Linked DNA regions of Homo sapiens: regions 2 and 3 are each linked to region 1. A link is a loop called in an ENCODE intact Hi-C map of the cell type or tissue named here. Cell type or tissue: endothelial cell of umbilical vein. All regions are shown on one strand.

The links. A loop is a pair of places that touch in the nucleus more often than their neighbours do. Peaks named below come from ENCODE experiments on the same cell type or tissue, not always from the same donor. Only the 100,000 strongest peaks of a DNase experiment are listed, where the experiment ranks them.
Region 2: a loop joins it to region 1, with 14 times the contacts of the local background. A loop is called at or near these places in 3 of 110 quality-filtered maps.
Region 3: it touches region 1 in a loop (5-fold over the local background); 30 of 110 quality-filtered maps call a loop at or near these places.

The regions. Positions count from the first base shown.
Region 1 is chr1:12,599,860-12,607,859 of GRCh38, reverse strand. The region is part of intron 1 of DHRS3 (dehydrogenase/reductase 3); the gene reads left to right. Among named protein-coding and RNA genes, the nearest start is that of DHRS3, 14 kb to the left of the region's middle. RefSeq lists silencers at 3,162-3,456, 4,637-4,822 and an enhancer at 3,162-3,456. In endothelial cell of umbilical vein, a CTCF peak has its summit at 6,437 (motif pointing left); DNase peaks (open chromatin) are centred at 3,339, 5,749 and 6,419; H3K27ac peaks cover 3,650 bases.
Region 2 is chr1:12,174,985-12,182,984 of GRCh38, reverse strand. The region is part of intron 1 of TNFRSF1B (TNF receptor superfamily member 1B); the gene reads right to left. It overlaps LOC124903844 (a long non-coding RNA gene), which reads right to left and starts at 6,806. Exons shown (of 2, transcript XR_007065466.1): 1 at 4,835-6,806; 2 at 2,676-3,032. RefSeq lists an enhancer at 3,118-4,085 and silencers at 7,538-7,879, 7,819-8,000. In endothelial cell of umbilical vein, no CTCF peak of the experiment used is centred here; DNase peaks (open chromatin) are centred at 3,774, 4,684 and 7,994; H3K27ac peaks cover 3,923 bases.
Region 3 is chr1:12,451,528-12,459,527 of GRCh38, reverse strand. It overlaps VPS13D (vacuolar protein sorting 13 homolog D), which reads right to left. Exons shown (of 70, transcript NM_015378.4): 66 at 3,398-3,530. Among named protein-coding and RNA genes, the nearest start is that of SNORA59A, 52 kb to the left of the region's middle. In endothelial cell of umbilical vein, no CTCF peak of the experiment used is centred here; DNase peaks (open chromatin) are centred at 2,377, 2,717, 4,287 and 4,577; H3K27ac peaks cover 4,263 bases.

The DNA of each region.
Region 1 (8,000 bases):
CACACACACACATATACACAAATATATATATTTTATTTCTCAACATAAACTTCATCAAGTTACAAGACACTTTTGTAAGCGATGATACCAGCCATCTAGTCCATCCCTAAATAACTGAGGGTCCTGAGAGTTCAGCCATGTCAATACAGTCTTTTTTTTTACATCATTAGCTGAAGAGAAATGGATGCCCTTTGTCTTAGTCCTTTCTCACATTGCTATAGAGAAATATTAGAGACTGAGTAATTTATAAAGGAAAGAAGTTTAATTGACTCACAGTTACACATGGCTGAGGAGGCCTCAGGAAACTTACCATCATGGCAGAAGGAGAAGGGGAAGCAAGGCACCTTCTTCACAAGGCAGCAGGAAGGAGAATGAACTTAGAAGGAACTACCGAACACTTATAAAACCATCAGATCACGTGAGAGCTCCCTCACTATCATGAGAACAGCATAGAGGAAACTACTCCCATGATCCAATTACGGCCACCTCATCTCTCCCTTGGCAGATGGGGATTATGGGGATTATAATTCAAGATGAGATTTGGGTGGGGACACAATGCTTAACTGTATCACCCTTTAAAGATTTTTTAAGATTAAGAAACAAAAGGAAGTTAGAAACAGCCAAATCAGGACTGTAAAGTGGATGCCTAATGATTTCCCATCAAAACCCTCACAAAATTGTCCTTGTTTGATGAGAGGAATGAATGCGAACCTTGTCTTAGTGGAGCAGGACCATCTGGTGAGGCTTTCCTGGGTGTTTTTCTGTTAAAGTTTTGGCTAACTTTCTCAAAACACTCTCATTATAAGCAGATATTATTGTTCTTGTCCCTCCAGAAACTTAACAAGCAAAATGCCTTGAACATCCCAAAAAAACTATTGCCATGACCTTTGCTCTTGGTCGGTCTGCTTTTGCTTTGACTGGGCCATGTCCACCTCTTGGTAGCCATTGCTTTGATTGTGCTTTGTCTTCAGGATTGTAGTGGTTAATGCTTCATCCTCTCTTACAGTTCTTTGAAGAAATGCTTCAAGATCTTGATCCCACTTGTTTAAAATTTTTGTTGAAAGCAGCTGGGCACGGTGGCTCACACCTGTAATCCCAGCACTTTGGGAGGCTGAGGCGGGCGGATCACCTGGTCGGGAGTTCAAGACCAGCCTGACCAACATGGAGAAACCCCATCTCTACTAAAAATACAAAAAAAAAAAATTAGCTTGGCATGGTGGCACATGCCTGTAATCTCAGCTACTCGGGAGGCTGAGGCAGGAGAATCGCTTGAACCCGGGAGGCGGAGGTTGCCGTGAGCCAAGATCACGTCATTGCACTCCAGCCTGGACAACAAGAGTGAAACTCGGTCTCAAAAAAATAAATAAATAAAATAAAATAAAATAAAATTTTCATTGAAAGCTTTGCTCTCATCTGCACCTGATCTGGATGCAGTGGTTTTGGTGCCCATCAAGTGGAAAGTTTGTTCAACTTTAATTTTTCAGTCAGAATTGTGTATGCTGAACCAATGGAGATGTCTATGGTATTGGCTTTTTTTTTTTTTTTTTTGCTGTTAATTGTCAGTCCTCTTCAGTTAGAGCACAAACAAGATGAATTTTTTCTTTCTAATTTGATGTGGATGGTCTGGCACTTCAGGCTTTATCTTCAACATCATCTCATCCCTTCTTAACAAGTTATCCATTTATTAACTACTGCTGATTTCTATTTTTTTTTTTTTTTTTTTGAGACAGAGTCTCACTCTGTCGCCAGGCTGGAGTGCAGTGACATGATCTCAGCTCACTGCAACCTCCGCCTCCTGGGTTCAAGCAATTCTCCTGCCTCAGCCTCCCAAGTAGCTGGGACTACAGGCGCACGTCACCATGCTGGCTAATTTTTGTATTTTTAGTAGAGACGGGATTTCACCATGTTGGCCAGGATGATCTCAGTCTCTTGACCTTGTGATCCGCCTGCCTCGGCCTCCCAAAGTGCTGGGATTACAGGTGTGAGGCACCGCACCTAGCCAACTGCTGATTTCTTTAGGGCATTGTCCCCATAAACTTTTCATAAAGTATCAGTGATTTCACCGTTCTTCCATCTAAGCAAGCTTCACTGTAAATTTGATGTTTGTTCTTGCTTCAGTTTTAGGAGAATTTATGTTGCTCTGATAGGAGTTCTTTTCAAACTGATGTCTTATCCTTCTTAGTGCCTCAAACTAGATCCCATTTAGTCATGTTATAACAAGTTAGTTATTTTGGGGCAAAAAAAATCTCAAATATATGCCTAGTTTTTTCGTAATACGCATTTTCCTTGAACTTTTTGAAGACCCTTTGTACATGATTGTGGTAAAAGCATGAATGTAGGAATATACATGGCACTATTACTATACATGGTACTGTTAATATACATGGGAATATACATGGCACTATTAATATACAGGGTGCTATTAATGACTATGGTACTGTACAGGACATGGTATTGTACATGACTATGGTAATATACAAGATAGATACTGTATATGACCTTGGTAATATACAAGATGGATACTCTACAAGACCATATTAATATGCAAGAATGATACTGTACATGACCATGGTAATATACAAGATTGATACTGTACATAACCGTGGTAATATACAAGACCTATACTGTACATGACCATGGTAATATACATGGCTGTGGCACTGTACATGACTGTGACAATGTGTGTGACGATGGTAACACACGTGACTTGGTACTCTACATGACTGCACAGTGCTTTTGCACATTCATTGTCTTCCTTGACCTTTTTTTTTTTTTTTTTTTGAGATGGAGTTTTGCCAGTCGCGCAGGCTGGAGTGCAGTGGCACGATCTCGGTTCATTGCAACCTCCACCTCCTCCCGGGTTCAAACGATTCTCCTGCCTCCGCCTCCCAGGTTCAAGTAATTCTCCTGCCTCAGCCTCCCAAGTAGCTGGGATTACAGGCATGCGCCACCCCAGCTAATTTTTGTATTTTTAATATAGATGGGGTTTCACCATGTTGGCCAGGATGGTCTCGATCTCTTGACCTTGTGATCCACCCGCCTCAGCCTCCCAAAGTGCGGGGATTACAGGCGTGAGCCACCGCACCCGGCCAGCAGCACGCATTTCTGAGATCCAGGTGAAGTGGCCGTCCTGGGACACGTCGCTGAGGGCAGATTCTGAACCCAGGTTTCCCAGCTTCAACACTCCATCTTTTCCCACTGCAACAAATAATCTCAGCCTGGCCTGGCCTGCCTCATTCAGGGTCATGGAGAGGTCAAGAGACAAGCTGTTAAGTAATGGGGCTTAGTACACAGAGGGTTCTGGAGAGAGCGGTGATAAGCAGTGAATGAGTCAACAGGATGCGGGCAGGGATGTAGTGAAATCCGCTTTTACACAAACATCATTTAGAGCACTGAGTAGCAGTATTTGCATACAATGAATGGGAGACTTGCCAAAGGAATAAAATAGTCCTCAGTTATCAGGGTTTCTTTTAAAGAGTAAACTGACAAGCAGGGTAATAGCACAGTTGAATTTCTTTCATTTGACAACCAGTGTGACATCTTAACATGCAGAGACCCAGCTGCAGAGGAGAGAGTGAGTGACAGCTCCCTCCAGTTAAGCCCGAGGTCACTGAGCTCTGCGTGGCCTGAGAGCTTTGATCACTGTAAATTAAGGGAAATCTTAGAAGACTTCTCGAAGGAGGTGGCAACTGAGGGGGTTGCAGGAACTCTCCATTTTTCTGCTGGTTGTAGAGCCCTTCAAGGGTCTGAAGAAAATATGAACTCTATCCCAGGAAGAAGGTGCAACTGAAAGTTTTGTACTTTTAAGGGGTCATGTACCCCTGTCGCCTATCCCAGACTCTGGGTTAAGAAGGCTTGGACTAGATACAATCAAAACCCATCCAAGTCCTACAGGCTCAGATGCAGGCTCAGGGCGAGAGCTCGTGTGAGAGGCAGGGAACGCCCTGGTATCCTGTGACACTGAAGCCAGGGCAAGCTCAGGGTGGAGAGTACAGATGTGTGGCTTGGTGCTTAAGGCCACCAATGGTCAGCCTGGTGAAGGCCACTGGGCCCCAGCCTTTCTTACCTCATTGGCCATCCCTACTTCAAGGAATGTGGCCTTAAATCCTCTTTTCAGCAGCCTTTCGGGGATTTTGATGAGTGAAGCGTATGATGATCTTGTCCACACTGAAACAGCCTCCTAGGGAACACGGTCTCCTGTCTGCGTCCCACCTCCCCCAACCACTTCTACCAGCCTCCAAGCCCCGCGGTCCCCATGCGGACCTCAGCGCCAGCTGAGGTTCAAGGTCCAGGTTTTCAAACTGGGTTCCGGAGCACCCTAGAGGCCCCAAGAAGGTAGGGCCACGTGGGAGATGGAGCAGGGAGGGTTCTGAGGGACCCCTCCTTCCTGCGGACCAGATCAGTGTTGTCACTTCTGTTTTGTGGCTTACAATTCCATGTTAAGATTTTGGTGTGCATTTTGAAAGAAAGTCATTGTTTTAAAGAAAGGAAAAAAATAAGGCTTGAAAATGATGCTTCAAGGAAATGACTCAGCCCGCTCCCTCTCCTCGATGGACCCTTCTTGGATTTGCTGGATGTCCCCTCTTTAATGACACCTCCACCTTTGGCTCTTTACTCCAAGGTGCTGTGGCTTCTGGACCAAATGCCCTCTAGTTCGCTTGGGCTTTTGCCCCTCAGGAGAGGGACCCACACTCCCACCCCAGATGTGTGGAACCCCTCCTGCCCTCAGCCTCGGCACCTCCTCTACCTCTGGGGTGCCCACAAGCTAGAAGCTCTGAATGCCCAAGCGGGGCTGAGACAGCCTCTCCAAGGGGGACTCAGCCCAAATCCATCTGCCAGAAAGGACACAGGAGGCTTCTCCCTGGCCCTCCCTGCCTCCAAAGCACCCATCCCTGGGAGAGTGTGCCTTGACAACCCCAGCCCCAAAGCCCAGACCTGGCCCAAAGGCAGTGTCACAGCAGCCAAAATCTTTTGGGCGGTAGAGGCCGGCTCCGGCCAGAGCACTCATGCAATTTGTGGTGCCGGCCAGGGCTGCTGGAAACCAGTGCCTAATGCTGTAGATTATGAGGGGCCTCCCAGTGACCTGCTGTGTGACCTTGGGCGAGCAACCCTCTCTGGGCTTTGGTTCCCTCATCTGAAAAATGAAGGTGTGGAAATGTAGTGAAAAAGCTCCTATCACCTCCTGGGTAATGGCAAGAGCGTTTCCAAGAGACAACCACTCCTTCCAGGTGGGGCAATGGCCCTGGGGGTGGGGGGCGGTGGATACCCCCTGCTCCAGCCCTTCTCCTTCTGCATATTAGAGCAGATGCTCAGCAGGACATCAGAGAAAAAAGGCAAAAAACCCACTGGCCTGACTCAACCTTGGTTCTGGGACTCCCCCGGGAAGCAGAGAGTTGTGCCCCTGCCACAGAAGCCCTCAGGGGGAATTGGAGACTTTGACCCTTTCTAGAAGTCTGTGGGAGGGAACCACTCCCTACAGGGAGTCTGGCCATCTCCCTTCCACCCGAGGCCTCACCTCTGTTGAGATGACCCGTGGCACAGCCCCTGTCTTCCCAGGCAGGGGCTGGTCCAACATAGGCCTTTCTGCAACCCAGGGGCTGAGGCTGGTCAGGGGTACAGCCTCCTCTCTGGTCCTGGCTGCCCAACCCCCACAACCATCCAACTTCCCCTGCACAAGGCATTAGTCATTTTGATCTCTGCGTCCAAGTAGCTCAATTGGTCAGGACCGGGCTGCGGTGAGGCCAAAGTCAGGGGTTACCATAGCAACTCACCACGCTTTGTGGCTGCTTGTTGATATCCACAGGGGCAGGGGGCATGCCCTCTCACTCACCAAGTATCTGGCAACTGGCACAGTATCTGGCCCACAGTAGATACTTAATAAATGGTTGTTGCCTAAATGAATGCATGACCGACCCATTGTAGCTAGTTAGAGCCAGTGATTACTGAGCACCTACTGTGTGCCAGGGACTGTTCTAAGCCCTGACACGTCACAAGGTCATTTACTACTCGAAGTAACCTTCCAGCGTGGGTACCGTTATCATCTTCTTCTTACCAACAGGACTCTGAGAGTCAGTAACTTAGAATCACACAGCTAGTAAATGACCCAGCAGGATTGGAACCCAGGGTGTCTGCTTGTAACCAATGAGTCTTGCCTTTTGGTTGATAGTTTCACGGAAGAGATGGCATTGATGGCCCCTAGTGGAGTCCGTAGCCAGGCAGTCTATATGGGTCAAACAACATCACCTCCAGCTTTCCCGATGGGGGCTCTGGAGGTGTTCCTCAGATTGGTTTATTGACTCATGGGACCAGAAGTCCCTGGGTAGGGCTGACTTTGGGCATGTCTCCAGGGGCTCAGTGCTGTCAGGACTCAGGAGAGTTTCTCTCTCCCCTCACTTTGAGGCAGACCTCTCTGCCACGGGGCTGCTCACACCTGCCCCCTGCTGCTCGTAACGTAACCTTTCCAGCTCCCATTCAAGTAGACAGACAGGTGTTCTTTGCCCAGAAGTCCTGGAAGGGTCCAGGAATTGGGTCTCTCTGGCAGTGACTGGGTGAGCCTGAACCAAGGAAATGGTGCTCTATTTGGCCAGCTGTGGGTCATGGCCAGACTCTGAGCCAGGGGTATACCAGCCCCAGCCAAGCCATAGGGTTTGGGAGTCGGGAGGTCGGCTTCTGCAGGGCAGATGGGGGGATACAATGAGCAGGAGCAAGGGGTCCAGTACACCTTCTTGTGGAAGGACAACACTCATCTTCCAGTCATGCCACGTGGAAACAGCCAGGAGAGCCAGGCCTGCCTGTATCAGGCAGCCCTCCAGAGCTAATCCTGCAGACCTTATCAGGTCATTTACTGATGCCTTACCACCGCGCCCCCCAACCCCCCACCCATCTCCCCAAGAAAAAAAAGATAGAATGGACTTTTCAGGGTTGAACTAAAATCTCTGCCTTCAAGGAGATTGTAGTTCAAAGAGGCAAAATGCTCAGCCACCAAAGTCCAGCAGGTTGTCAACAGACTGACTTTGGAAACTTTTCTAGACGATAGATAGAGAGATAGACTGTGATATGAGAGGAAAGGAAGCCCTTTGCTAGGTCATGGTTGCTAGTGATACTTCACAGGTGCGAGAGGCCAGCTCTCCCTCCCCTCCAGCTGCGGGCAGGGGAGCAGAACAGAGATGATATTGGGTCCTTCCAAGGTGGTTGGTGAGGGGGGTCTTCCTTTTAGTGCTCCCACAGCCCAGCAAGCAGTGGCCCCTCTCACAGGCCTGGTAGCAGGTCACCATGGGGAGCTGGGGCCAGTGTGACTGTAAAGGGCAGCGTGACCTTCATGCAGGCAGGCAGTCCTGCCAGACACACCCACATGGCGTCTGTCCACCCTTGGCTGCACGGCCCGTGTTCTTACATCTCAGATGCCAAAGAATTAAGAGTCTGACCTGGCCTCTCCGGGCCACTTCCCTATGAGCACACAGCAGAGGAGACGGGGTCCTTAAGGGATGGCAAGACACAAGGTCAGTGTGGACTGGGCACATGGTGCCCTCCGAGGGCTCACACCTCCTCAGCCAGCAGATCCATGCCTTGGCTTTGGGGATATCTCCTGAGCCTTCAAGTCAGTGGAAATGTTTGTGTGATTGTGTGTGTGTGTGTGTACGTGTACACACACACACACACAGATGTGCGGTTCTTTCTTTCACAAGGAGCCAGTAAAGCATAGAGATTCAGATTTTGAGTTCAGGAGTCAACCACACCAAAGTTCATATGCTGGCTCTTCTATTCACTTGCCGTGTGACCTTGAGCAAGTTACTGGACCTCTCTGAGCCTACATGCCTTGGTAGGGTGGACCATGGCTGAAGGCAGCTGCAAGCACAGACGGGGGCTTCCAACCAGTCTTTGTTGTTAATAAAGTGCTACCCACGTGTTAAACAATTTACATGACAATCTGATTTACTCCTCAGAGCAACCCTATGACACAGTCACTGTTCCCAGTTTAAAGATGGAAATACTAGGGCTCA
Region 2 (8,000 bases), 420 kb after region 1:
CACCCCCAATCCTGCCTCCCTTCTCTTGGGGCCCAGAGAGCTTCCCTTCCCCCTCCACACAGACCCAGGACTCCAAGGGCCCCAAAGCTGAATGGCCCAACCTCAGCAGCTCCTCCCACCATGCAGCCTCCATCCCAGATGGGAGCTGTCTCTGTCACCCAGGGGTTAGACCCCCACCCTGTTGCTCCTCCAGGTCTTGGCTTTGGCCCTCTGGGGAGGAAGGAAAACAATGGGATATTTGCTAAGCAACTACTATGTGCCAGGCCAGATGGCAGGCACTGTATAAAATCCTAGTTCCACCCTAAAAAGCTGGTGTGAATGGCCCCATTTCACAGCTCAGGGAGATCAAGTCACTTGTCCGTGGTCCATGGAGAAAGTCAGGGGCAAAGGTGAAAGCAGTGATTCATTCATTCATTCATTCAACAGACGTGCTGAGCACCCAGTGTTGTAGGTGCTGGGTAAACAGTAGCATTGAACAAATCAAATCCCTGCCCCCGGGAAGTTGTCATCTTAGCTGGGGAGACACATGCACGTTCAATAGAGAATTCAAGGTGGTGGTAAGAGCTAAGGAAAAGGGTGACACAAGGTGCGGGGCCGGGGAGACAGGGAGATGCCCTTGGCACACTCAGTGCTTGGTCAGGAGGTCAGGGCAGTGGGCCCAGAGCGGGTGGGTGAGGGTGAGAACGAAAGCAGCAGTAGAGCATCTACTAGAAGCCTGCTTCATGCCAGTCATCACGAAGAGCTGTCCCAGCATCATAGCCTCTCTGAATCCTCCCCTGGTCCCCCTGAGGCCAGTCCTATTGTTATTCCCAAGTTACAGATGAAGAAACTAGCCTCAAAGAGGCCTCCTCACCTCCAGTCCTGTGTTTCCTCCCTGGCCAGGAAGACTGGGTCTCAACCCCAAGGCCCGCCCCTACCCCAAAGATCCTCTGTGTCCTCACTCAAGTGTCTCCTCTGCTGTGGGCAGTAACCAGGTTCTCTGTGCCTCAGTTTCTCTGCCTGTAAAATGAGAGTGTGGGCCTGGTTGATGCTCTAAGCAAAAGGACCAGCCCTGGGTTCTTAAGGATGGGTGTCGAAGGCTCAGTCCCTCACCAGACCTCAGGGGTGCTGGGTGGTGTGTGGCCCATCCACATGAGAGGTGGAGAAACAGCACGAGCTGGGAGGTGGGGGCTGGGATGTGGGGCAGAGTTGGGCTGGTCCTGGGCCTCTGGAGAGAGCAGAGGGTGGATTAGCAGGGGCTTCCATGCTCAGCTTCTGCCCCCATCCCCTTCCCCCCAGGGAGGGCAGCTCGAGCAGGCGACTTCTGAGAGGAAAGGGCCAGAAATGTCCCCTTTCCCAGGTGTGCTGGACACCGGCCTTGTAGAAGGGGCGCTGACTTAGGTTAGAGGGTCTATGTGCATATGGAGAGGTGCGTGGCATGCTCTGTGCACCGCCAGGAGGTCAGGGTAGTGGGTCCGGGGGATTTGGGGGTGTCATGGACTTTCTCTGAGCCTCGGCATTGTCACCTGTAAAATGGGAGTGGTACTCCTTGCCCTGTCTCCTCCAGGGGTTCTTGTGAGGAGCAAAGGCCCCTGGGGAGGTCCTCACTTGGGTTCATCATCTTCTCCCAGACTCCTGGGGGCTCCATGGGGGCGCTGCAAGGGGCCTGCAAAGGCCCTGGTCATAGACCCATGTTACAGAACATGGGAACTGGGCTCTTCCTGCCTTGGTTTTAGCCAAGAACTGGCAAGGCGAGAACACACCCCAGGGCAGCGAACTGCCCGGCTTTAGTGGGGTGTTAGATGGCCCGTGTGGGCCTTGCAAAGGAGGGGGCCTCCATCCTGCCTCCAGGGTAAGTGTGGGGAAGCTGACCTGTGACTCCTGGGGCTGGCAGTTCACCCCCAGGCTGGCACCAGGCCCGTTCCTCAGGAAGCCTTACATGGGGAGACCATGGCAGGCCCGCTGCTGTGACAGTGTGACAGAGGCTTCGGTGGGGCAAAGGAGAAGAGTGCAACAGGCCAGATGTGGTCCTCCTTGACAGGGACCTTGGGCTAACTCACAGGGACTTTGCTCAGAGGAACACTGGAAGGGTAATGTGACCCCAAAACAGAGTCTGGGTGAGTGGACAAAACCCAGGGGCCGGGGTCTGTGAGCAGCCCAGCCAGAGGACGATGCGGCTGTGAGAGCCTGCAAGAAGGTGAGCTTCTGAGAGCTGCCGAGGGCCGAGCTCCAGGAAGAAAAGACCCCGCTGGAAGAGTAAGGCTGACCCGGTCAGTCAGGTTCCACCCTCCCTGCACACCGTCCCCTCTCTTCTGACCCCACGCCCCCTCACCCTGGAGGACTCAGGAAGCACAGCTGGTGGACAGGGCTGCAGGTATAAGATTCGCTCAAGACTAGGACTCTGCTGGAGCCCTTAGCTGGTAAGGGGCAGGGCCAGGTGGCCAGGGCAGGTCTGATTCTGGAGTTTGCGTCAGCTCTTGGGGAATTGAGCAACCCCGGGTCAACTGACTTGCTGCTTGTCCTGTTCCCAGGCCAAGGCCCTGCAAGTACCCGAGGTGGGGGCCCTCAATGCCTTCTCTTATTTATAAATAGCGAGAGAGGAAGGAAAGAAGGGAGGCCTGGAGGAGAAGGAAAAAGCTGAAAGCACGGCATCTGTGGTGCCCTCTGCTCTTCCGGCCGCCATTAGCACAGCCTTCTTTGGGGATCTTCATGGCTTTATTATTATTTTTTCATTTATAGAAAGAGACCGGGTCTTGCTATGTTGTCCAGACTGGTCTTGAACTCCTGGCCTTAAGCGATCCTCCTCCCTCAGCCTCCCAAAGTGCTGGGATTACAGGCGTGAGCCGCTGTGCCCGGCCTTCATGGCTTTTCAATGTTCCGGAGATCCCTTTTAGATGCCGTACCCTTGGGAAGAGGTCATGCTCCCAGCCTTCCCCAGGGGGTCCCCCCTGGGCAGGGATCTACCCGCTGAGAACGGAAGATGATGCGGTGGGGAGGTGGCCACAGGGAGAAGCTTCAGGCTTTAGGGGTCGAGATCAAGCCTTTACACAGAGCTGGAAGAACAGAGACTGTTCAGATCCAGGAAAAGTACCTACTGTGTGCAGGCACAGTGCTGGGCACGTTCATATACCTTCTCTTTATTTTATCCTAGCACTAACGCAATGAGGTCAGGATGATCCATTTTACAGATGCAGACATTGAGGCTTGGGAGATTTCGTGCAAATTGTCCAAGGTCATGCAGCCAGTGAGCGGCACTCCAGGAGCTGATGGCAGCAACATCAGCCTCTGTGCCCTCTGACAGTTTTGTACCCTGTGATCTTGTCCTGCTCCCTCATTTTACAGACAAGGAGCCCACAGAGGGGAGTGACTCTTCTGTGAACACACTGTGAGCAGGGGCAGGTGGTTCAGTGACTCTCCCAGGCAAAAGGGTCTCCAGGGTCTTAGGGCAGGGGCCAAAGCTGTGGGGAGGGGCAGAGGTATCTGCCCAAGGACCCAGGGACCCCCACACAGAGGAAACCCTCTTCAAGCAATGCGGAAACCACGTCATTTGCATGGCGGGTCGCGGGGCCCCTAGGGCGTGGTGGGAGGCAGCAGAGGCATTTGGGTCTCAACCTTGGGGGTTCACAGGAGCCCCATGGACTGCAGGGTGCAGCTACATCAGGCCAGGTCGTCACAGCAACGCCAGGGCCAGTGACAGCGGAGGCCCGTCTGCCGTCACGGAGAGGAATGGCATCTGCGTTAGGAAGGACTGACCACATCACAGGCAGGCAACCCGGGGGTGACACATCCCACTCCCGACTCGCTGCCTGTGATGTTGCTTTAGAAATGAGCTGGGGGCAGACAGGAAGACTGGGCTGGTATCCGGTTCTTGGAGCCAGGCTTTGTGCTAAATGCCAGGGTACAAAGACGCCGGGCATGGTCCCTGCCTGCAAGGAACCCTGAGTCTAATGAGAGACGCCCCAGCCTCTCCCACCGTCACCCTCCAAGGGGCCTGCTGATGTCGCCTGCTCCATCTCCCACGACCCCTCCTCCTCGCTGCCCTCAGCATCTCCTGCCAGCTGCAGGCTCCTTGGTCTTGGTTCCCAGCCTTCTGTCCCTTTCAGATGGACCTAAGCCCCCTTCCTACAATCAAGCCTGACTCTCCTTAAAAGCTTCCAGCGGCTGCCACCACCTGCGCAACCTCCTTAGCCCCTGCCAGCATCTCCCACCTGTATTCATCACTCACCTGTTGCTGTCACAACACAAAGCAGCACCTGGCTCCTCCGCCCCCTTCTCCATGCCCGTACTGCTGCTGCCTCTGCCCAAACGTCCTGACCCGCCACCCCCGACCTGGCAGTGCTGACTTCTCAGCTTCTTTCAAGAGTTCCCTCTGCCATCATTTCAGGGAGGTCAGAGGTCCCTCCTAGGGGCTCCTGTGACAACCCGGGTGCATCTCTATACTGCCCACACCCGACCAGTTTTGGTTAATTATTGGTTCCCTCGTGCCTCCCCGCAACCTTGACACCCTTGTATGGGCGCTGAGCCAGACACAGACACGTGGGCTTTGATCCCAGTTCTGCCATTCCCCCACCTCCACTTTATCATCTATAAAATGGCGACAGAAACAGTGCCCCCTTCACAGGGCTTTATGATTCATGAAGTCAGTATACGTGGCGTGCTTGGCACCGTGCCCGGCAGTGGAAAGAGCTCAGTGTCACCCGTGCTTCTGCTACTCATCACCCTACACACAGCCAGCACACAGCCCACAGCTGGCGTCTCATCGATGCCGAATTGCTCAACAGAAGCAAAGTTTTAATTTTCAATTAGTTGAAATGAGCTGGAGCTAGCATGAGAAATGGGCAGGAAATGGACTTACAAAGAGAGGGGGCGGCGTCCTCAGAGCAGCAGACTGAGTGCACCAGTGTTCAGGTGACAGCGGCTCACGGTCTCCTCCACCACCACCTCATTGGAGGGTGAGGTAGGCATAGCGCTCAGGAGCCTGGCCACCTGGGGTGGAGTCTTGGCTCTGCCTCTAGTGAGCTGCAAAACCCTAAGTACGTCAGTTAATCTCTGTGCTTCAAAGGCCTCTTCTGTAAAATGGGGATGATGTTCCCCTGCCCCCAGGTAGCTGTGACAAGGAAGGGCACTCTGTGTAGTTAATGCATCGGTCTCTTGCGCATTGCACCCAAGAAGCACCCGCTAAATGTCAGCTCTTCTTTTTTTTTTTTTTTTGGAGACAGAATCTCACCCTGTCACCCAGGCTGGAGTGCAATGGCGCGATCTCGGTTCACTGCAAACTCCGCCTCCCAGGTTCAAGCGATTCTCCTGCCTCAGTCTCCTGAGTAGCCAGGCTAAATGTCAGCTCTTAGCCCTCGGCTCTCTGTGCCCTGCCAGCATCTGCCCGCCCCTAGGGGAAGTGACAGAGAGCAGCCCTTTTGTTTTCACCTCACAGTCAACGAAGCCAAAGGTCTGGGAGGAGCTCGAGGGGTCTGGAGGCACAGGGGTAGCAGCGCCAGGCAGGCCCTGGAATCCTGCTCCCCCACACTAGTGGGGGTGCAGCCAATTTCATACCTGAGATGAGCAACCAGCCCTGCCCAGACTCCTGCCCAACCCAGCCGGGGTAACCAGCCAGCGGTGACCAGGACCGGGCTGGCCCTGTGACCGACTGCAAAAGCTCCAGGGACAAATGGGGTTGACACTGACCAGAATCAGTCCACTGGGGCCGGGCACGGTGGCTCCCGCCTGTAATCCCAGCACTCTGGGAGGCCAAGGCAGGTGGATCACCTGAGGTCAGGAGTTCAAGACCAGCCGGGCCAACATGGCGAAACACCATCTCTACTAAAAAAAATACAAAAAATTAGCCAGGCGTGGTGGGGCACGCCTGTAGTCCCAGCTACTTGGGAGGCTGAGGTGGGAGAATCGCTTGAACTCAGAAGGCAGAGGTTGCAGTGAGCCAAGATCACACCACTGCACTCCAGCCTAGGCAACAAGAGCAAGACTCCATCTCAAAAAAAAAACAGAATCGGTCCATTGGGCTCAGGGCTCAGGGCTCAGGACAGGCAGAGCTAAGGCCAGAGAGGCCGCATGTTGCAAAAAGCAGGTGGAGAGAGCATGCTCCTCACCTCCTATGTTCCCACCCTATATCCACGGCCCAGTCCAAAGGCTTCCTCCTCCTCCCTCAAGCCTCTCGCCCCTTCCTTCCTGTTCTCTGCTTCTTCACCAACCCAGAGCTGTCACCTGAACCATGTTGACAGCCTCCTCATGGGCCTCCCTGCCTCCAGTCTCTCCATCTCATCTGTGCTTCACACTGAGGCCACAGTGATCTTTGCCCTGTCACTCTCTTGCTCAAAAACTATAATGGCTCCCCACTGCCCCAACTCCTGATAGGAGTGTGTGTGTGGTGGCTGAGAGCATGGACACTGGAATAAGGATGCTGGCTTGAATCCACACTCCTCCCCTCTTAGCAGGCAGCCTTGAGGGGGTTTTGTTTTGTTTTTAAATAAAGGAGTTCATAGACCTCAGTCTTTTCATCTGTAGAATGGGACTGATAAATGCACATACCTCCTGGGGCTGATGGGAAGATTAAATAACACATGTAAAGTATTTAGAAAATTCCTCCCAAATTATAGTTGCTACAGTTTTCTCAATGTAATTGGTACTACTCCTCCATAAACTGGCCCTAAACTTACAGCCTCGTGTGCTGCTGTCACTGTCCCCAACAAACCTTTGGCTCCAGCTAGGACAGCTGGGACAGTCCTAACATTGTCCTCTAATATTCGGTTTTTGTTTTGTTTTGTTTTGCTTTTTTGAGACAGGGTCTCGTTCTGTCACCCAGACTGGAGTGCAATGGTGCGATCTCAGCTCACGGCAACCTCCGCCTCTGGGGTTCAAGTGATTCTCATACCTCAGCCTCCCAAGTAGCTGGGACTACAGGTGCACACCACCACGCCTGGCTAATTTTTTTTTTTTTTTTCAGTAGAGACAGGGTTTCACCATGTTGGCCAGGGTGGTCTCCAACTCCTGACCTCAAGTGATCCGCCCGCCTTGGCCTCCCAAAGTGCTGGGATTACAGGCGTGAGCCACCGTGCCCGGCCTGTCCCCTAATATTCTTTCCTCCATATCTCTCTCCCCACACCATTCTCCTCCCTGTAGCCACTCATCCTAAACCCGCCTACCTTTCAGGGCTCAGCGGTTAGGAGGTTCCCCGTGTGGGCCTGGAGAAGGGCAGAATCAGGAAGGGGACAAGAAAAGACCAGGGCAATGACCAAAGGACCAAGCCACGACAGGAAGGAAATTGAGCCAAGGGGTGGGAGGGGTGATGTCCAGGGAGAATGGGATGCAGGAGTGGGGCTTGAGGGAGCTGGGGGCCAGGACAGGAAGGAGCAGGATTAGGGGCTTGCGAGGCTCAGGAAATGACAGCAGGAGCTGCTGGTGATGGGGCCACAGGAGCCTGGGGCCTCTGTGAGTTGCAGCCAGAAACTGGGGCTGGGGTCAGCGAGAGGAGGGGCCAGCAGGGGCACCCAGGGCACTGGTGGGGGTCCCGCTAACTGAGGCAAAGGACCAGAGCCCTTCCCCAGGAGTTCACAATCAAGTCCACAGCTGGACCACACCTGGGCCTTCTGAGCTGGGTGACGTGGCAGTGCAATCTGCACTCCACCCCCTGCCCAAAGCCACTCACTCCTGCTGGGACCAGGGAGGTCCTTGCTAATCTCAAGTGACAGCTGGGGCCACCAAGGTTCAGAAAGGAGAAGGGAATTGGCCAAGTTCTCCCGGAAGCAGAGGCCGGGCCAAGATGAGGCCTCAGACCCCTGACTCCCAGCCCCAGGCCCCGCCCACTCCCACGGCCTCTGGCCTTGCTCCTGAAAGACCTTCAAGAAGGCCTCCCGCTGACAGCTCGGAAGATGTCCTCCCCCCTCCCTGTCCACAGCCCGCCTGCCTCCAAATCCCCTCCCGCTCTGCTCTCCCACTCAGGCGCACTGATTCTCTGAACCTGTGGCCACATCAGTCTCACTAGTGCAGGGCCACGCTCAGACTGAAGCAGA
Region 3 (8,000 bases), 150 kb after region 1:
CAGTCTGGCGACCGAGCGAGACTGTCTCAAAAAAAAAAAAAAAAAGAAAAGAAAAGAAAGATATCTAAGGCAGAGAGAGATAACTAAATGTAGTTGTTCCTTAGTATCCATGTGGGATTGATCCAGGATCCCCTGCAGATACCAAAATCCTAGGATGCTCAAGTCCCTTACATAATGTGCTGTAGGTGTTTGCATATAACCTACACACACCGTCCTGTATACGTTAAATCACCTCTAGATTATTTATTGTAGCTAATACGATGCCCACATATCACTTCATTTGTGTGGAGTCAATACAGTATTTGAAACGTGTGGCAAATTCAAATTTTGCTTTCTGGCACTTCGTGAAATCTTTTTTCCCCCCAAATATTTTCCATCCATGGTTGGCTGAATCTGTGGATATGGAGAGCTGATGGTATACATTTGCAATTTTCAAAGAACACTATGGGGGTGACTGGCCAACCCCACTGGATGCTTGAAATAAGGTAAAAGCTACTGCATGCTTTGATGAAATTCGGTATCGGCGATTATATAAAACCTTCATGAAGAGCACCCCAAAAAGCTGTGAAAGCTGGCTGGGACCCTCAATGGAGTCAGTTCAAAAGACCAATCCAGGTCAAAAAGGCATTCCAAACATTTTGCAAGTTGACAGCAATGGCTGAAAACACCTTAGAAGAGGCCAGAAGCTGGCAGAGGCTGAAGAGGTCACAGTCACTGAAGGGAAGAGGCAGCCCGTCTAGGGAGCATCTCCAGGACCTGTGCCAGGGACACTCACAGGATGTTTACCCTCTGACAGTGGGGTGTGAGGAAGCTCTCTAGACTCTTCAGCTCTAGTGAGACAAATTGGTAAAGGAAACTCCTTGGGTGAGAATGTACTAACAATTCACAACATTTCTTTTGGATTCTGGGTAAATTTGCTCCAGTGAGGCAATATCTCTTTCCCAAACTTTTTTTTTTTTTAGAAACAGGGTGTCCGTCTATCACCCAGGCAGGAGTGCAGTGGCATGATTACCGCTTGCTGCAGCCTTAAACTCCTGGGCTCAAGCGATTCTCCCTCTAGGTCTTCCAAAGTGCTGGGCTTACTGTCCTGAGCCACTGCACCCAGCCCTTTCCCAAACTTTTGAACAAAGTTTTTGGCAGAGCACACACAGAACAGGAATTCAGACTGGGACCTGAGAGACAGAACATGACTGAACCTGGGTCCAGCAAGGCCTGCAGAGAGAACTGAGCACAATTCCCATTTCTTACATCAAGGGGATTGAGTGGATTCTGGTTCTTATCACCTTCTAAAGGTCTTTTCATCCTAAGGGAAGACTCTCACTCTAGGATACTGCCTTCGTATAACCCAGAGCTCAGTGGATCCTCTTTGGATGAAGCCATTGGCTCCTGGAGAGGCTGTACATATTATAGGAATGATTCTTGATGGGAGGTGATTTTGCAACTTTGAACCAATCATGCATTTTCTCAGCACATTTGTGTGTTCATCCAGAAAGTGAGGAGAGCCATGCTCTCTCCACGTCACAAGGATGCTGGCCAGATAAAGGCCACCACACATAACAAAGCATTTTATATTCATTTTAAAAGTCTTCTAAGAGTCCAATGTACTGTCATTACCATTACGAGAAAGAATGATTAAACCTTAACCCCAAATGATTGCCCAACAGTCAACTTTTAAAATCCATAAACAAATTACTTTCAGCCAAATTTCACTTCTGGCCTGACGTCTCCTTAGGGACAGCTCCCTTTACGGTTGGGCAGCCTTAGGAAAAGCAAAGGCATTTTGATCCAAATCTCACCATTAGGAAAGCTGATAAACAAAAACTCTATTCTAAACGTGTCCTAAGCACAAATAGAAATATAATATTTTACTGTCTATATTCCTTCCTCTTCTTCCAAATGCAGATAATTAATACTGATCAGTCTTGATATGACTCTGATAGCTTTGGATGGTTCCTAAGGATCTGGTACAAAGAGTTTAATTTACTAAGCCTTACTATGCATGAGCTATGTGCCAGGTGTCATGTGAGGTACACAAGGAGAAAGGTGAATGCAAAGTGGTCCTTCTCCCCTCCTCACATTCTCAATCTATCAGATGTACACAGCTGGTGACATACACAACCCAGACTGTGCTCTGTCATTAACTCTAACAGGGACAATAGAGCTGGGAAAATGTATTGAGTTGGGACTTACAGGCTGAGTAGGATTTTGATAGACAAGGAAATGAGGCAGAGGAGGGAGAGCAGAAGGACCATGTGTGAGCAAGGACTTGGAAGCACACCTGGGAAGCAGTACATAGCTGTGTGTGGCCAAAGTGCAGCATGGCTGAAGGATGGTGGTTGGAAAATTGGCTGGATTTATAGTTCCAAGGGCCTTGGATGCCGTACTAAGAAATTGTTAAGAAAAATGCAACAAAAGGCAAATGACTCAGAATTAAAGCATTAAAAGAATTCAAAGTCAGAGACCAAATGCATTCATGCCATCACCAACATCTCTTAGGCAAATAAATTTATAATTTTAGTGAATGCACATTTATGTAAAACTAAAAAACACCTGGGCTACAAACCTGGCCACAAATTCCTCATTTCAATTTCTTTGGAAGGAATGATCAGTAAGGAGAAGGCAGAGGTTACAATTCTAAGAGAAGTAGCAGCTACAATTCTAAGAACAGGTCTGGTTGATTACACCTTATGATACTTTGGGAACAGAAGCCAGAGAACGAAAAGGAATTGCAATGTGCACAACATTCAGAAAGCGAATGAGGAGTTCTCACCGGCTGTCGTATTTCAACTGCAAGGAGGATAAAGTAAGAGAGCTTGGAAGGCTATCAGGTACGCCAACACAGGATTTCCTCTGTTGTCAGCCTTTTCTTTTTTTTTTTTTTTTTTTTTTTTGAATTGGAGTCTTGCTCTGTTGCCAGGCTGGAGTGCAGTGGCACGATCTCAGCTCATTGCAACCTCTGCCTCCAGGGTTCGAGCAATTCTCCTGCCTCAGCCTCCCGAGTAGCTGGGACTACAGGCATGTACCACCACGCCTGTCTAATTTTCGTATTTTTGATAGAGATGGGGTTCCACCATGTTGGCCAGACTGGTCTCAAACTCCTGACCTCAAATGATCCACCCGCCTCGACCTCCCAAAATGCTGGGATTACAGGATTGAGCCACTGTGCCTGGCCTAATTTTTGTATTCTTAGTAGAGGCGGGGTTTCACTGTGTTGGCCAGGCTGGTCTCAAACTCCTGACCTCATGATCCACTCTCCTAGGCCTCCCAAAATGCTGGGATTACAAGCATGAGCCACCGCGCCCAGCCCACCTTTCTTTTTTTATAGCTGCAATCAGATTGATACAAAGGCGCCTCTGAGGACCAGCAGCAGCAGAGCCTGATGTCACCCATGACTTACCATGAGCCAGGCCATGGATGCCGGCTACAAGGTGTTCACCACTTGTGGCTGCATGGTACCTGATGTACTCCCGCTCTGACTGATGCCGATTGTCCATCGTCTTCCCTAAGCCATCTGATAATGTTCCAGCAAACTAGAAGGAGTTAAAAGCAGGAGAAGAGTTTTAAAGTCTTGGCACTATTTTTACTATTTGAATTACTTTAAATAAATTTAAATTAAATACAATTAGATAAGCCCATGCTGGTCTGTAGTGGTGTGATCTCATCTCATCACAACCTCCGCCTCCCAGGCTCAAGTGATTCTCCTGCCTCAGGCTCCCGAGTAGCTGAGACTACAGGTGTGTACCACCACACCTGGCTAATTTTTGTATTTTTAGCAGAGATGGGGTTTCACCATGTTGGTCAGGCTAGTCTCGAACTCCTGACCTCAAGTGATCTGCCCACCTAGGCCTCCCAAAGTGCTGGGATTACAGGCGTGAGCCACTGTGCCTGGCCAATAATTTAAATATAAATAAATTTAAATATTTTAAATGCAGTTACCTATACTGTCTGCCCCAGGTTGAGTGGTTCTCAAAAGGACTGGACACATACCAATTGGGGGATGCATACAATGGAGGACACTAGGCTTTGCAAAGCAACTACTAAAAATCTTTAATGACATTCACTTTCCAGAATACTACTCCAAATTTACTGAAAAAATCAGAGGTATAACAAAATAGTCTTGAGGGAGAAGTGAGCTTCAGGACTGTATCATGGTAAGAACATAGGCTCTTTGCTCTAAGAATTAGTGGAATTCAAAACAGGAAATGTGTCAGATTGTTGCTTTAGGGTTTGGTATCAAATATTTGGAGACATCAAACTCCCTCCAGTAATGCTGTCTTTCATTTATTCAATAATTACTGAGTACCTATGAGGTGCCAAGCTCCATTTGTCAAAAGCCAAAAACGAAATCGATGGAAAGATTAACAGGTTAGGTCACCGTTCATAGGAGGTGGCAGACTTGAACTCATGATTTCAAATGCAAACCCACCCTTTCCACAATTCAGAGATTTTATTTATCCTGGCATACTTTAACCAGAAAAGCTGTCTCATCCATCAAAGCTGGGATAAAAAGGACATAAAACTCTGTTTTGTCACAAGACAATCTGAAAAGGTTTAAAGTGACAGTTAATAAACCACAGAGTACTTATCCTCATCATTCAGGCATAAAAAGAGAAGGATATCAAATATATAATTAACCTTCTCAGGAAGGATCTACCAAAACAAGTGGTTTAAGTGCCAATGACCCAGGACTAACCTCTTAGAAAACTCACAGGAATGTTCCTTAGATACAAGGCTCAGGGGAAAGCCTCAAGGCAAGCTGCCTGCCTGGAAGGCCCAGGAACTGGGTGGCCATCTAGGGGCCTATTTCATTCTCCTTTGGCAAGGGGGTTAGGGTGCGTGTTACACAGATCAGATCTGCCCTGGAAACCTCAGTCATGAGGATTCTTGACACATGTGACAGTGAGTTCTGGGCACAGAAGAGGGACTAGTGAACACAGCAGCAATTCCATGTAAAGCAACAGTTCCTGGAAGAAGCTATGGGAAGACTCATGCCTTTTACTCAGTCCAAATATTTTACAACCTAGGGCAGTGATTCCTGACCTTTCTGGAGATGTAACCCCTATCATTATTTGTTTGCTTTCTGCCTTGCCTTCCATATCACTGCCTGTCTAATGAGAGAATTAAAGTTAATGAAAATTAATAACTTCCTTTAGGACAACTGGAAACACCACACGACGCTGCAAAGCTAGCACCGTGAATCACTAAGGAGTGGCTTCAGTCAGAGACCCCATCTGAGAGTTACCACAGTATAGGAGAAGGGCCACAAGCTGGGGCATCTGACCAAACTTCAGTCCTCCCTCGACCATTCTGGTAACTACATGACCCTGAGCGAGGTCACCTACCTCTGAGCCTCCTCTGCATCTGGAGAATAGCCAGAGTACCTACTTTGTCATGTGGCTGGAAGCATTCATGACAATGGCTCGGGGGCCTGGTATCTAGTTAGCATTCTTACTGTTCTTATTACTCTGCTACTAGTCCAAGGAGGAACATGCCTGCAGCGTTTGAGGGAAGCCTGTCAAAGGTTTAGAATTATGGTCATTTGCACTATAGTTTAACATAATAAAATCCTCTCTTTCCAGCAGATAAACACCAGCCTCCCAAGTAAGTTTTTGGAGTGGTACCACTTACAAAATTAGAGTGTTGGACTCTACGATTTCCAAAATCCTTTCCAGCTCTGGCACTGTGTGACCTACAACCCAAGGTAGAATGTCTTTACTAAATACTTCCTCTGAGCCCAGGACAGATTTAGGTACTGCTGAAGAACACAAACAAACAGCAGCCTTGAACCCTGCCCTCAAGAACTGACAGTCTCTTTGAGAAGGTAACAATCGTATACACAAAACAGTCAGCAGGAACCCAGGACACAAACTACACAGAAAGGAAATGTGACCTTTGTTTTGGAAAGAATCAATAAGAGTGCCTGCTATGTTTAGAATTATGTAGGCTGCCAGCGTTCTTCAGGTTCCAGACAAAAACGTGTCTCTCTGGTGCCCCAGACGCTGTGAGAACCACAGTTAAGTGACGCGTGCCCATGTCCTGTGTGTCTCCAGGGGACACATCTCCACCTGAAGAGACCCAGGAGCACCGCAGCCAATTCAGGGTCTTATTCAGGTCTTTCCTGTTTCTCTCAAGCTCTTATATTCTTTCTAAGAGCTTACATTCTCTTTCTTGGAAGACAGATAGGGTAAAGTGCTCTTTACCTATCGCTGGCAGCTAACTAGGAGGAAGTTAAAAATCCTATAATACTCCCCCACCAAGAGAATATGGGAGAATAATCTAGGCAGAATACCCAATATCACTCCCTCTTCTTCTACTCCCATCAATTAATATCCAAAGTTGATGAGTGAGCCTATGCCAAAAGCTTAATTTCCAACTAAGTCTGCTGTGGCAGCCTCAGCTCCCCAGCACCAACTGGGTCCTGGGTGTTCTCTATACAAAGACAATGTATTGACCCAAGGAGGATGGGATGAGATGACCTAAGAGATCACTCTTCCCTCTAATGCTGGATTCTTCCGTAAGATGAAGACCTTTGCCATGGAAAGGTACCTACACCTATCTCAACTTACTGTAGGACTTCTGTCTGAATTCCTGTTTCTCTGTCCATAAAAAATTGCTTATGCAAGCCAACTGGACTTGTCCTTTGCCACTTGTTAACAGTCAACCATTACAAAAGTCTTCACCCCTAGAAATACAGCTTTGAGAACCCAGAAAACTTGAGTAGATGTTGAAATCTATGATCCAACCAAACCTGTATTGATGAGTAGTTAATCAGATTTTACTGGGAAAGACGTTTTACAGAAACTAAACCAAAGCCAGCCAAATGATGGATACAGTGGTAAAGGCAGGGCCCTGGGCCAGTTCACTGCACTCTGAGGATTGAATCCAGGCTACCATAAAGCATGTGGCCTCCTTTTACTATGGAGGCATTTAGTTAGGCATCCTTAATTCTACCCCATTCCCCACCTCAGTGGGAAGGTAAGTCCTGCCCAGCCATTATTTCTCCCTCAAAGACAGCAGAAAACAAGTGGGCTGTGGAGGGAGGGAATTCCAGTGGTGCTCATCATGGGTGCCCTCTGGCCTTGCTCTTCTCTGAAGCTTGGAAGCACTATTTTACCCAGGTCCTTGACTTTGAAGATGGTCATCAAAACAGGGCAGAGATACCCAAAAGAGCTACACCATCATGTAGGGAGTGACTGGCCCAGGCCATCCTTCATGATCCCATCCTCCCACTGTCTTGTGACAAGTAAAGCCTGGAGATAGAGGTCCAGATTATTCAGACGAAGGAAAAATGAGTCCCGATATGAGCAAGTACAAATCCACTACACACCCAGTCAACCAAGCAATCCAACATGTGCAGAAGCCCTACTTGTACGGCAGGCTAGAGACAGAGAATCAGAAATCAGAAGTGGTTTCTGTCTCTTGCCTTCAAGACCTCAGTAGGGAAGTATGGATGTGGCATAATAGAAAGATAATCACACCTGAGTTTGAATTTTGACTGTGACACCCAACAGCTATGAGATCACAGACAAGTAACCTTTGCGGGCCTCTGTTTTCCTCCTTTTCAAAATGGGGATACAAATATTCCCTACAAAGATGCTGTAAGGATTAGGTAATACATGTAAAGCACATAGCACAGAGCCTGATACATATGAGACATTCAATAAAAATAGTATTATGTTATCTAAACTTTGACTTCTTTATATGCAAAATGGGAATAATCAGATTCTGCAGGACTGTCTTGAGGATTCAGGGATAGTGTGCACGTAAAGCATCTGGCATGGCATATCCCCCCAGCAAAGCGGAAGCTATCTGCAGCAGGGCATAACAGCACCAGGGTGTGCTAGGCTTCTAAACTGGGAAAGCGACTAGCAACTGGAAGGTAATCTGCAGACAATTTGTAACTCTTTGGTTATAATACCTTAACACCAGAAGGAGCATTTGCAGAGACTTAAGTCTGCCTACCTCATTTTGTAGCAATCTCAAGTCCACAAAATACTTAA